Linked DNA regions of Homo sapiens: region 1 is linked to region 2. The links are chromatin contacts, found by Hi-C or POLR2A ChIA-PET in ENCODE. All regions are on one chromosome and are shown on one strand. Each heading gives the region's core, a stretch centred on a gene start or an enhancer-like site at or near the end of the contact. The rest is flanking DNA. Distances are from core to core; before and after follow the strand shown. Region 1 overlaps KAT6B (lysine acetyltransferase 6B). Region 2 has its middle 11 kb from the start of PLAU.

What was found. A loop is a pair of places that touch in the nucleus more often than their neighbours do. ChIA-PET counts read pairs that join two places held with the same protein, here RNA polymerase II (POLR2A).
Region 1: a loop to region 2 is called in a map of PC-3, with 3 times the contacts of the local background. The contact joins two enhancer-like sites. A Hi-C loop is called at or near these places in 1 of 168 maps with a recorded cell type or tissue (PC-3). POLR2A ChIA-PET finds 5 or more read pairs at or near these places in 2 of 52 experiments (RWPE1 and T-cell).

What each region holds. Positions count from the first base shown.
Region 1 is chr10:74,922,035-74,927,212 of GRCh38, reverse strand. All of the region lies in intron 3 of KAT6B (lysine acetyltransferase 6B), which reads right to left. Among named protein-coding and RNA genes, the nearest start is that of SNORD172, 97 kb to the left of the region's middle. Within about 2 kb of position 3,377, at least 9 of the 41 ENCODE cell types and tissues checked have a DNase peak (open chromatin) inside an H3K27ac peak, as active enhancers do; they include PC-3, where a contact is called at or near this core.
Region 2 is chr10:73,897,763-73,903,324 of GRCh38, reverse strand. No RefSeq gene overlaps it. Among named protein-coding and RNA genes, the nearest start is that of PLAU, 11 kb to the left of the region's middle. Within about 2 kb of position 3,809, at least 8 of the 41 ENCODE cell types and tissues checked have a DNase peak (open chromatin) inside an H3K27ac peak, as active enhancers do; they include PC-3, where a contact is called at or near this core.

The DNA of each region.
Region 1 (5,178 bases), core at 2,128-4,627, 1.0 Mb before region 2:
AAGTCTGAATAGGGCCTTTGTCAAGCACCTGTGCTAGGCCAACACACTAACTGATAGAGAACTGTTCATTACATCAACATCTAGGTCAAACCCAGAACAATGACATCCTCAGTGAGATTTTGTGATAATATTTCTGGACTGTGTATTACAAGGAACTATAGTGGTGCAGTAATAATAATGTTGATTGTGATGATCAACATTGTGATGATTCCACTGCCTCCCTTTATTGAATACGCTTAACTCTTACATCATTATTACATTTGATCCTTATGACCCTGTGAGAAAAGGAAGAAAAAACATCCGAAAATGAAGGATTGACACAGAGCTGACTTGATTGGAGGTCACTCCTTCAGCTGTTTCCTGGGAAAGCCAGAATAGGTCTCAAGAGTGTACTGAAGAAGGAACTTATTAAATGGATACATTCACTCATTAACAAAACCTCTGTCCCATGCCTCCACGTGAAGTGGTAGATCAAACTCTAGGGTTTCACAGACGTAATTTGGTCCTTGCCCTTAAAGAAGTTCTGAGATTACATGGAGGGAACAAGGTGGCATTTAGACTGGTCTTAAAGGGTAGGTGTGTCTTGCTAGTAACGACAACTACAACATGCCCAACATGTGCAGAGGCATGGGCCCAAGAAAGGACCTCCGTCAGGTTATTTAAAATGATTCAACACATACATAAAATAAGTGATCTGCATTTTCTCCTGTAGGCAATATGGATACAGTGGTGTTATTTTTGTTGTCGTTGTTGTTTTTTGAGACAGAGTCTCAGTCTGTTGCCCAGGCTGGAGTGCAGTGGTGCAATCTCGACTCACTGCAACCTAGGCCTCCAGGGTTCAAGTGATTATCCTGCCTCAGCCTCCCAAGTAGCTGGGATTACAGGCGTGTGCCACCACACCCAGCTAATTTTTGTATTTTTAGTAGAGACGGGGTTTTGCCATGTTGGCCAAGCTGGTCTTGAACTCCTGACCTCAGGTGATCTGCCCGCCTCGGCTTCCCAAAGTGCTAGGATTATAGGCGTGAGCCACTGTGCCCGGCTGGATACAATGGTGTTTTTATTAAAATAATAACATATCCCATTTTTGACTAGTCTAAAATATCAAGTGTTTAATTTCAAAGTCAAATTCAACAATTATAGAGGATTCACAATACACATATGAGGTCTATGCATTTATGTAGGTAGGGGACAGTCACTGTTCCTGTGCATATTGGCACTGTACTGCGCAGTTATCTGTATCTTGTTTGCTGGGTCCCCTGCCCCCCACCCTGCCATGGGCTGTACGCACATGCGACACAAGCTGCATCTGTTCTGCCGACTGCTCTGGCTCCTGCACACACTCTATTTCAAGCACATAATGAGCACTCAATACATTATTTCAAGGAATGAATGGATGCCTATCAGGCACTGTATTATAAAAGAATTCCCAGTCTAGCAGAATGGAATGATGCCCAAACAATAGTGATAACACTGTTATAAGTGTTATAAGAGTTACTATTAAAGAGCTTTGAAAACACAGATAAAAGAGCAACTAATCCAGTTCAGATATCCTCCTATACATCAACTTGTATAGACAATTTTCACCCCTTAATAATTTGCTTTCACAACAAATACTCATCCAACAGAACCTATGTTTTTCTGTGAAGAAAATCTAAGCAATAAAAAGTGACTCAATTTCCAGGCATAGGTTTTACAAAATGCTTCTGGATTATGGAAAAGAAATGTTCTTATAAAGACAGACTGTAACAAAACTAATCCTAGACCAGCACAGGAAATCATCTTCACTTGTGGGGGGAAAAAGGGGGGTGGGGGTGGGGACTAGAGAGGAGGGAGAAGTATGGAATGATTATCCCACAATAAAAAAAGAAATTGGCCAGGCTCAGTGGCTCACGCCTGTAATCCCAGCACTTTTGGAGGCTGAGGTGGGCGGATCACGTGAGGTCAGGAGTTCAAGACCAGCCTGGCCAACATGGCAAAACCCTGTCTCTACTAAATAATACAAAAATTAGCCAGACGTGGTGAAGAGCACCTGTAATCCCAGCTAATTGGGAGGCTGAGGTAGGGAGAATTGCTTGAACCCGGGAGGCAGAGGTTGCAGTGAGCCGAGATCATGTCACTGCACTCCAGCCTAAGCGAGACTCCTTCTCAAAAAATAAAAAATAAATAAAAGTAAATTTACATTTTGGTTTGGATACAGAGACTAAAAGGTCTCCTCTACCACCCCATAAATTCTAGTATCAGACCTTTAAACTTTCAGATGTTAAGAATTAGTTTATTCCCCAAAGGTTCAATTAGAACACAGCTGAAAAAAAAAAAATTCAGTATAGCAAACTGACTGATTCCATGATCTGATTTCATCACCGAGCAGTAGGAAGCATTTAGCTGGTCTACAGAGAGAGAGGTGTGTGGTTCTCTTGGCTAGAAGGCACAAAATCCAACTTTCTGTTCTTTTGGCAAAAGAAGGAATGTCCAATCAGCATAGTAGGAAGTAAGTAACAGAATTTCTAATTTTACAAAGTTAGTCAATTTCATGGTTAAGAAGTGCTGTTTTGATGGTAACCTTTACATTTTTACAACCCAACTATGAGTATTAAGTAGGGAAGATCCAACTAAGATAGTTATTTCAGGGGTAACGTCCCTTTCTCTCAAAGTTAAAACTCTTAATATAATTCACTTGGCTTGTAACATGGTATTTAGTCATTCTCATTCTTTGAATTGTTGCCTAATGCAAGCTTTCATTTGGATACACCACTCCCGTTGATGTTTATAGGACTGCCTTGCTATTAACCTCTAACCCAATTAGTCACCAAACTGACAGCATGCATTGCTATTTGGAAGCCAACTGCTTATGAAGGAATTTTTTTTTAGAATCTGAACAAAATGAGCCGTATTATGGCCACTTTATTTATAGTTTTTAACGAAGTATTCCAGGATATCTACAGTGACAAACTCAGGGTAAAAGCAAATCAGGTCCTTTGTGTGCACTGGGCCAGGGAGTGAGGGCTATTTTAAATAAAAATATGTTTTAAAAATTTAAAGGTGTAATCCACCTTCTACCATGGCCATCTCTCCCCTTTACTTCTGTTACCTCTGTTTATCTCAGTGATAGATAACTCCATCCTTCCAGTTATTCAGGCCAATAACCTTGAAGTCTTCTCTTTTTCTAACACTCTGCATCAAGTTCATCAACAAATTCTGCGGGCTCTACTTCAAAATACATCCAGAATCTGTCCTCTTCTCACACTCTCCACCATTACCACTGGCCTAAACCATCATATCTCTTGCTTGTTTTGTGGCAATACCCTCCCAGCTGCCACCTTGGTGCCGCCTACAGCTTATTCTCAACACAGCAGCAGGAAACAGCTTGTTAAAACGTTAAGTCAAATCATGTGCCTCCTCTGTTCAAAACCCTGCAAAGGCATCCATCACTCTCAGCAAAGCCAGAGGCCTGACCTGTGCTGAGACCTTCCTCCCATCTGCTCTCACCTCTTACTACTTGACGACTCTCCCCTCTCTCTCCACGCCAGCCACACTGGCCTCTTATCTGTTTCTCAGACATGTCAAGGGCTCTTTGCACTTGCTGTTCCCTCCATCTAGAACACTCCTTCTCCATGCCTGGAATGCTCCCTCACTTCCCTCAGAAGTCAAGTTAAATGTCACTTTCTTAGAGAGGTCTTTCCTCATCAAACTATTTAAAAAAGCAATGCCTCCCCATCCCATCACTCCTTAATTCCCTTACTCTGCTTTATTTTTCTCCATAGCATTTCTCACAGCTGACATGCTATATACTCACTTACATTATTTGTCTCTTCCCATTAGGATGTAAATGAATTTCATGAGGGCAGAGACTTGTCTGTTTTGCTCCCTGCTGTGTCCCCAGTGCCTACAACAGTGCCTGACATACACCAGGTGCTCAAGAAATAGTGGCTGAATTAATGAATAAATAAATGAATGAATACTAGACTTCCTCCCTTCTACTTCTCCTACTCCTTTTCTATACTACTTCTAATAATAGAATTGTTTGCCCATGACTCATTGATAAAGTTGTCTTGCATTTACTTCTCTAAGATCTATTTCAAACTAACTTATCCTGAGCCCACACCCAATAAATAAACAAGAACTTAAGAAACCAGCTTACTTACCTTCTAACTAAACATTAGGTGCTTGAATCTTTCCAATAACCTCTACCTGTTTCTAAGGGCCTATAATTTCTTCTGCCACAGTGTATAATTCAGCCAGTGTTTCTCAATCCTCAGGCATTCCCAGACCATCCACGGCAATTTTGCTTCATCTGTGTATCACCTGTGCTATTATTTTCTTAACAAGTTTTAAACCTGGCTCACTTTTATTCTTTAAAAAAAAATATGACTACAGAAATGAAGTGTTTGTTCATGAACCACCACTGGAGGTTACATATACCAAACTCTGGATTCACTTGAGCCAAAAAGTTTACCATGGGGCCTGTAATACCTTTAGGATGTAAAACAAACACACATACATACACACACATCCTTTTGCTTAACGCTATGTAAGTTAAAAACTGAAGTCACATTAGAATCAGATCATCTATGGACTCAAAATATATCATGAAGAAATGTCTAAATTCCTAGTCAGATTAATTCAGGCCATCAACACTAAGTTCCTAAAGAAAAAACCTGCCCAATTATCTGCTGGGTCCTTTGTAAAATATTACCTGCTAAAATGCTCTGGTAAAGAGCACACTGGTATGCTTTTCTAGAAAAGTTCTTTTTTTCTGATCACTATTCCATCTACCTAGCCATCTTTCTTCTTTTTTTCCTTTCTTTTAGGAGAGGATTGGTTGGGATGAAGGGCTCCTGGAGGGCACTTCCTAAATTTGACAGGTTTCTTTATAACAGCAATTTTGCAGTTGTTTTCTAGAGCTTTATCAAATTTGACTTCTAAAGCTCACTTTTCTACTTTAGAGAATGATATTAAGAATCCCTGATTAAGGACAATAATCTTCACAAACTAAAAAGCCATCCTTATATTCAAACATGCTTTAAAATGTGAGCAGTATTCTAAACTTGCTGCAGACAACCCATACAATCACATGAGTTATTTTAAGAAAAAGACTCAGTTAGACACATCTACAGAAGCTAATACTAACGTGCTGTTCTTCCAATGAAAAGGTTACTGACCTATCAGTAGGAGTTGTCT
Region 2 (5,562 bases), core at 2,560-5,059:
CTAGTGATAGTTTTATTTTTTAAATGCCAAACAAATGGCTAAGTGGAGGGACTTTTCCATATAGACTAAAAGAGCTTGGAGGCCAGGTGCAGTGGCTCAACTGTAATCCTAGCACTTTGGGAGGCCAAGGCAGGTGGATTGCATGAGCTCAGGAGTTCAAGACCGCCTGGGCAACATGGTGAAACCCTGTCTCTACTAAAATTTAAAAAAAAAAAAAATCAGCTGGACATGGTAGCATGCGTCTGTGGTCCCAGCTACTCAGGAGGCTGAGGCACAAGAATTGCTTGAACCCGGGAGGCAGAGGTTGCAGTGAGCCAAGAGCATGCCACTGCACTCTAGCCTGGGTGACATAGTGAGACTCTGTCTCCAAAAAAAAAAAAAAAAAAGAGCTTGGAGACCCAGAGGAACCCTCAAAGTCATAGCAGTGAATAAAAAATTGGCTCCCCAAGACCTCAGGAAAATGAAGGGAAATTAAGTAGCGGTTAGAACAAAGCAGAGTTGAGAATAGCTGTACCTACTAGTACCTGTCTATCTGTGATGTTTCCTCTCAGTTCCCGTACTGGCCCTCCTCTGAGCTTCTCAAGGTCAGTTTTTGGTTTTGTTTTTATTTCTAAGGTCTTCTGATTCTACCTGCATAGAATTGGGTTTCCAGAGCATTATGCTTTGCAGGGAGAGTAGACCCAGCAGCTTGTGTGATGACCACAATATTGCATCTTCAGTCAAAGAGGAAGCGACAGTGACACTGTCCCCATGCAGACTTTGCTCCACAGTGCAGCAGTGTCCTGAAGATTCATTCAGTCTGTATCATAGCAGTCAGCTTGTTCTGTTTGTAAAGGGAATTCTACCCTAAGTTCTCAAAAGGACTAAGCTCAACTCAAACTGTTCATTTCATCCAATCAACCAAAAAGGACCTTCAGACACCTAAGGACATGCCTCATGCGGTGCTAGGCACTGAGGGTACACAGGAGAACAGGGCAAGATTCCTGCCCTGAAGACACATGAAATCTGTTAGGAAGACAAAATGAATTTACATGAAACAATGAAAAAGTCTTTAAACAGGATGGCAACTATAAAGAAAAAATAAACAGAAAATAACAAGTGTTGGTGATCATGTGGAGAGAGTGGAATCCTTGTGCACTGTTGGTGGGATTGTAAAATTGTGCAGCTGATATATGGCAGTTCCTCAAAAAATCAGAACTACCAGATGATCCAGCAACTCCACTTCTAGATATAGAAGTAAAAGCAGGGTCTTGATGAGAGATTTGCATACCTTTGTTCATAGCAGCACTGTTCACAATAGCCAAGAGGGGGAAGCAACCCAAATGTCCACGCAGATAAATGGATAAACAAAATGCAGCATATCTACACATGGAATATTAGTCTTAAAAAGGAACGAAATCCCATCACATGCTAAAACTTCAATAAACCCTGAAGACAGCATAGTAAGTGAAATAAGCTGGTCACAAAAAGGCAAATACTGTATAATTCCACTTAAATCTACTTATATTTTATATAATAGTCAAATTCATACAAACAGAAAGTAGAATGGTGGTTGCCAGAGGCTGAGGAAGGGGGAAATGATGAGTTATTGTTCAATGGGTGGGTATACAGCTTCAGTTTTACAAAATGTAAAAGTTCTGGACCAGACGCGGTGGCTCATGCCTGTAATCCCAGCACTTTGGGAGGCAGAGTGAGACCCCGTCTTGAAAAAAAAAGGTTCTGGAGATTGGTTGCACAACAAGCGAAATGTACTAAACACTACTGAACTGCACACATAAAAAATTATAAAGATGGTAAATATTATGTAATTTTTACCAAGATTTTTGTAAAAGTTGTTAATCATTAAGCAGCCTATCAGCCACAAACGCAGCAGAAGTTCAGAGACTGGAGACACTAAAGTTAGAGATTTCCCGGACTAATCTTTTTTTTGGGCGGGGAGGGGAACAGGGTCTCACACTGTCACCCAGGTTGGTGTGCAATGGCGCTGTCTTGGCTCATTGCAACCTCTGCCTCCCAGGATCAAGCAATTCTCCTGCTTAGCCTCTTGAGTAGCTGGGACTACAGGCACCCGCCACCACACCTGGCTAGTTTTTCTATTTTTGGTAGAGAACAAGGGGTTTCACCATGTTGCCCAAGCTGGTCTTGAACTCCTGAGCTCAAGCAATCTGCCCACCTTGGCCTCTCAAAGTGCTGGGATTACAGGCATGAACCACCATGCCTGGCTTCCTGAACAAATCTTTTTTTTTTTTTTTTTTTGAGACAGAGTCTTGCTCTGTCACCCAGGCTGGAGTGCAGTAGCATGATCTCAGCTCACTGCAGCCTCCATCTCCAGGTTCAAGCATTTCTCCTGCCTCAGCCTCCATCTCCAGGTTCAAGCATTTCTCCTGCCTCAGCCTCCTGAGTAGCTAGAATTACAGGCTTACACCACCACATCCAGCCACTTTTTGTATTTTTAGTAGAGACGGGATTCACCATGTTGGCCAGGCTGGTCTCAAACTCCTGACCTCAAGTAATCCACCCACCTCAGCCTCCCAAAGTGCTGGGATTACAGGTGTGAGCCACCGCGCTCACCCATGAACAAATCTTAAAAGATGGGTGAGGTTGGGATTGGCAGAGGGCAGGAAACAAGAATTCCAGGTAAGACCCCTGGAAAGAGACAGGAGCTAGGAATAAACATTTTTACGTGTTGTGGAGAATAAACCTGTATGTATTTAAGTCTCTCTCTGTGTGTGTGTGTGTGTGTGTGTAGATGTATGCACAAGCAGTGAGAAGTCTGGCTTGATTAGGGAAGGTTTACATTGCATGAGAGCTAAGTTCAACTAGAGTGAGGTCAGATTATAAAAGATCTTACTGCAGCTAGAAGTGTGCACTTGATTCCATAGACTCCAGAAAGGTACTGCAGGTTCTTGAGCAAGGGTGTGCTTAAGTTTAGTAAAACTGAAAATCTCCATCAATCTCAGTTGAAATATAGGAAGCAAAAGACAGTGATTTGAAATTTGTCTGTGCTTGGGCTGTGGGGAGCATGAACCCCAGAATCTTGGTGCAGTAATGGAATTGGGAATTGAAATGAGAGGACTCCGAGAGAGGAAGTGAGAGTGCAACGGAAGGCATGAGGACTTGTACAGCTGTCATCTTTCCTATCTTTAGGGGCTTTTGATTTTCCAAACTTGGAAAGTCATGTGCTTTGCTTTAGAAAGAGTCTTCGAGGCCTGGCACGGTGGCTCACGCCTATAATCCCAGCACTGTGGGAGGCCAAGGCAGGCAGATCACCTGAGGTCAGGAGCTCGAGACCAGCCTGACCAACATGGTGAAACCCCATCTCTACTAAAAATACAAAAAATTAGCCGGCCGTGGTGGCAGGTGGCTGTATTCCCAGCTACTTGGGAGGCTGAGACATGAGAATCACTTGAAACGGGGAGGCAGAGGTTGCAGTGAGCTGAGATGGTGCCACTGCACTTCAGCCTGGGAAACAGCAAAACTGTGTCTAAAAAAAAAAAAAAAAAAAAAAAAAGGAAGTCTTAGAAAGTTCCTTTAAAGTGCTGTACCATGAAATCCATATTTGAAGGCCAGTAGTCTCCTGGATTGGAGTGGGAAGAACCGGGGGTAGAAAGCCCCACTGCCCAATGCCAGTAGCACCTGTTGAGTCCAAAGGCCATATCTGCGAGCATGAGCTGAAGCTTCCTCTTGAGGAAAGGAGTGACTGCCGTGGTGAAGGCTGTGGTTTCAGAGTCAGAGGATAGAGCTCCATTCCTGGCTTGGTGGCTGACTCCATCCATGAACCTGGCTGAGTCACTTCCCTCCATATGCCTGTTTTCCCTTCTGTGGAATGCAGCAGAACGTCTTTTCCACCTGCTTTCACAGAAGACAGAATCAGCTAAAAGAAAAAGAAATTTTCATCAGGTACTTGTAAGCAAAGGGGGTGAGGCCTGGGCTGAAGCAAAGCCTGGGACGTCTGTAGCCCATAGGGGCCAGCTTTGACATGAACATGGGGGCCAGGTTTGACGTGGCCTGCTCTTGACATCAGAAGGCCATGGAGAGGATGTAACTATTAAACAACATAAACAAATGTTACCCCAGAGAGCCTGGGTTCTGGGAATATGAACAGGGACTCCTGACCAAAATTCCAGGTCTCCAAGTTCCCCTTGAGGAGTCATGAGGATTAGACAGGGTGAATCACCACACCCAGTGTCTGTCTTGGAGACCTAAACCCAGATATGAACTTCAGCAAAGGAAGGGGCTGATTCAAATAGCATGGGGGTTGTAGCCAGAGCAATATAAGATGTTCCCCTGGGTCCTTATGGGACCAAGAAACAGTTTTGCCCAAGACTTTGGATGCTGTTCTAGTTCTGAGGTCAGTGGCAGGTCAAAGCCATAGCTGGCCTCCATGGAGTCAGCACAGTAGCCTCTGGTCTGGAAGACTATGTGGAAAAAGAAGTTCAGAAGAGTGTGGGCTCAGAAATAGAGTCAGTATTCTCCCTAGAGCCTGTATTATTTCTCAGTCCAACCCTACATAAGTGGAAGGCAGAGAGATAGCCAGCTCTTCAGAGCTTGGAAGAAACCAGAGGGTGCAGGAGAAAGAACCATGTTGGCTGCTCAGCTGCAAGGGTGATTTTGCCACCACAGGGAAACACCAGCTCTCAGAGCTGGGAGAGGTGGGGTCTCAGGGGGAGAAGCAGACCCTGGAGCCTGAAACACTCAGGCATCTGGAGTATTGTGTTCAAAAACGATCTCACCTATGACCTCTCACCCATTAGGATGGCTATTATCAAAAGTAAAAAGAAAAGAAAAAGTGTTGGTGGTCGGGCTTAGTGGCTCACACCTGTAATCCCAGTACTTTATTTTCTTTTTGAGATGGAGTCTCGCTGTGTCACCGAGGCTGGAGTGCAGTGACAAAATCTCAGCTAATCGGAACCTCCACCTCCCAGGTTCAATTGATTCTCATGCCTCAGCCTCCCAAGTAGCTGGGATTACAGATGCACACCACCACACCCAGCTAATTTTTGGATTTTTAATAGAGACGGGGTTTCACCATGTTGGCCAGGCTGGTCTTGAGCTCCTGACCTCAAGTGATCCGCCCACCTTGGTCTCCCAAAGTGCTGGGATTACAGGTGTGCGCCACCGTGCCTGGCCTCAATCCCAGTACTTGAGGAGGCCAAGGTGGGAGGATCACTTGAGCCTAGGAGTTTGAAGCTGCGGTGAACTATGATCATGCCACTGCACTCTGGCTTGGGTGACAGAGTAAGACCCCGTCTCAAAAAAAAAAAAAAAAAAAAGGGCACTGGTGGGAATATGGAGAAATTGGAACTCTTGTGCATTGCTGGTGGGAATGTAAAATGATGCAGCCACTGTTGAAAACATTTTGGTAGTTCCTAAAAAAGTTAAACATAGAATTACCATATGATCAAGCAATTCTGCTCCTAGGTATCTACCCAAAAGAATTGAAAGCAGGAACTCAAACAGATATTTTTATACCCATGTTCATAGCAGCATTATTCACAACAGCCAAAAGGTGGAAGCAACCCAAGTGTCCATCAATGGATGAATGGATAAACAAAGCTTGGC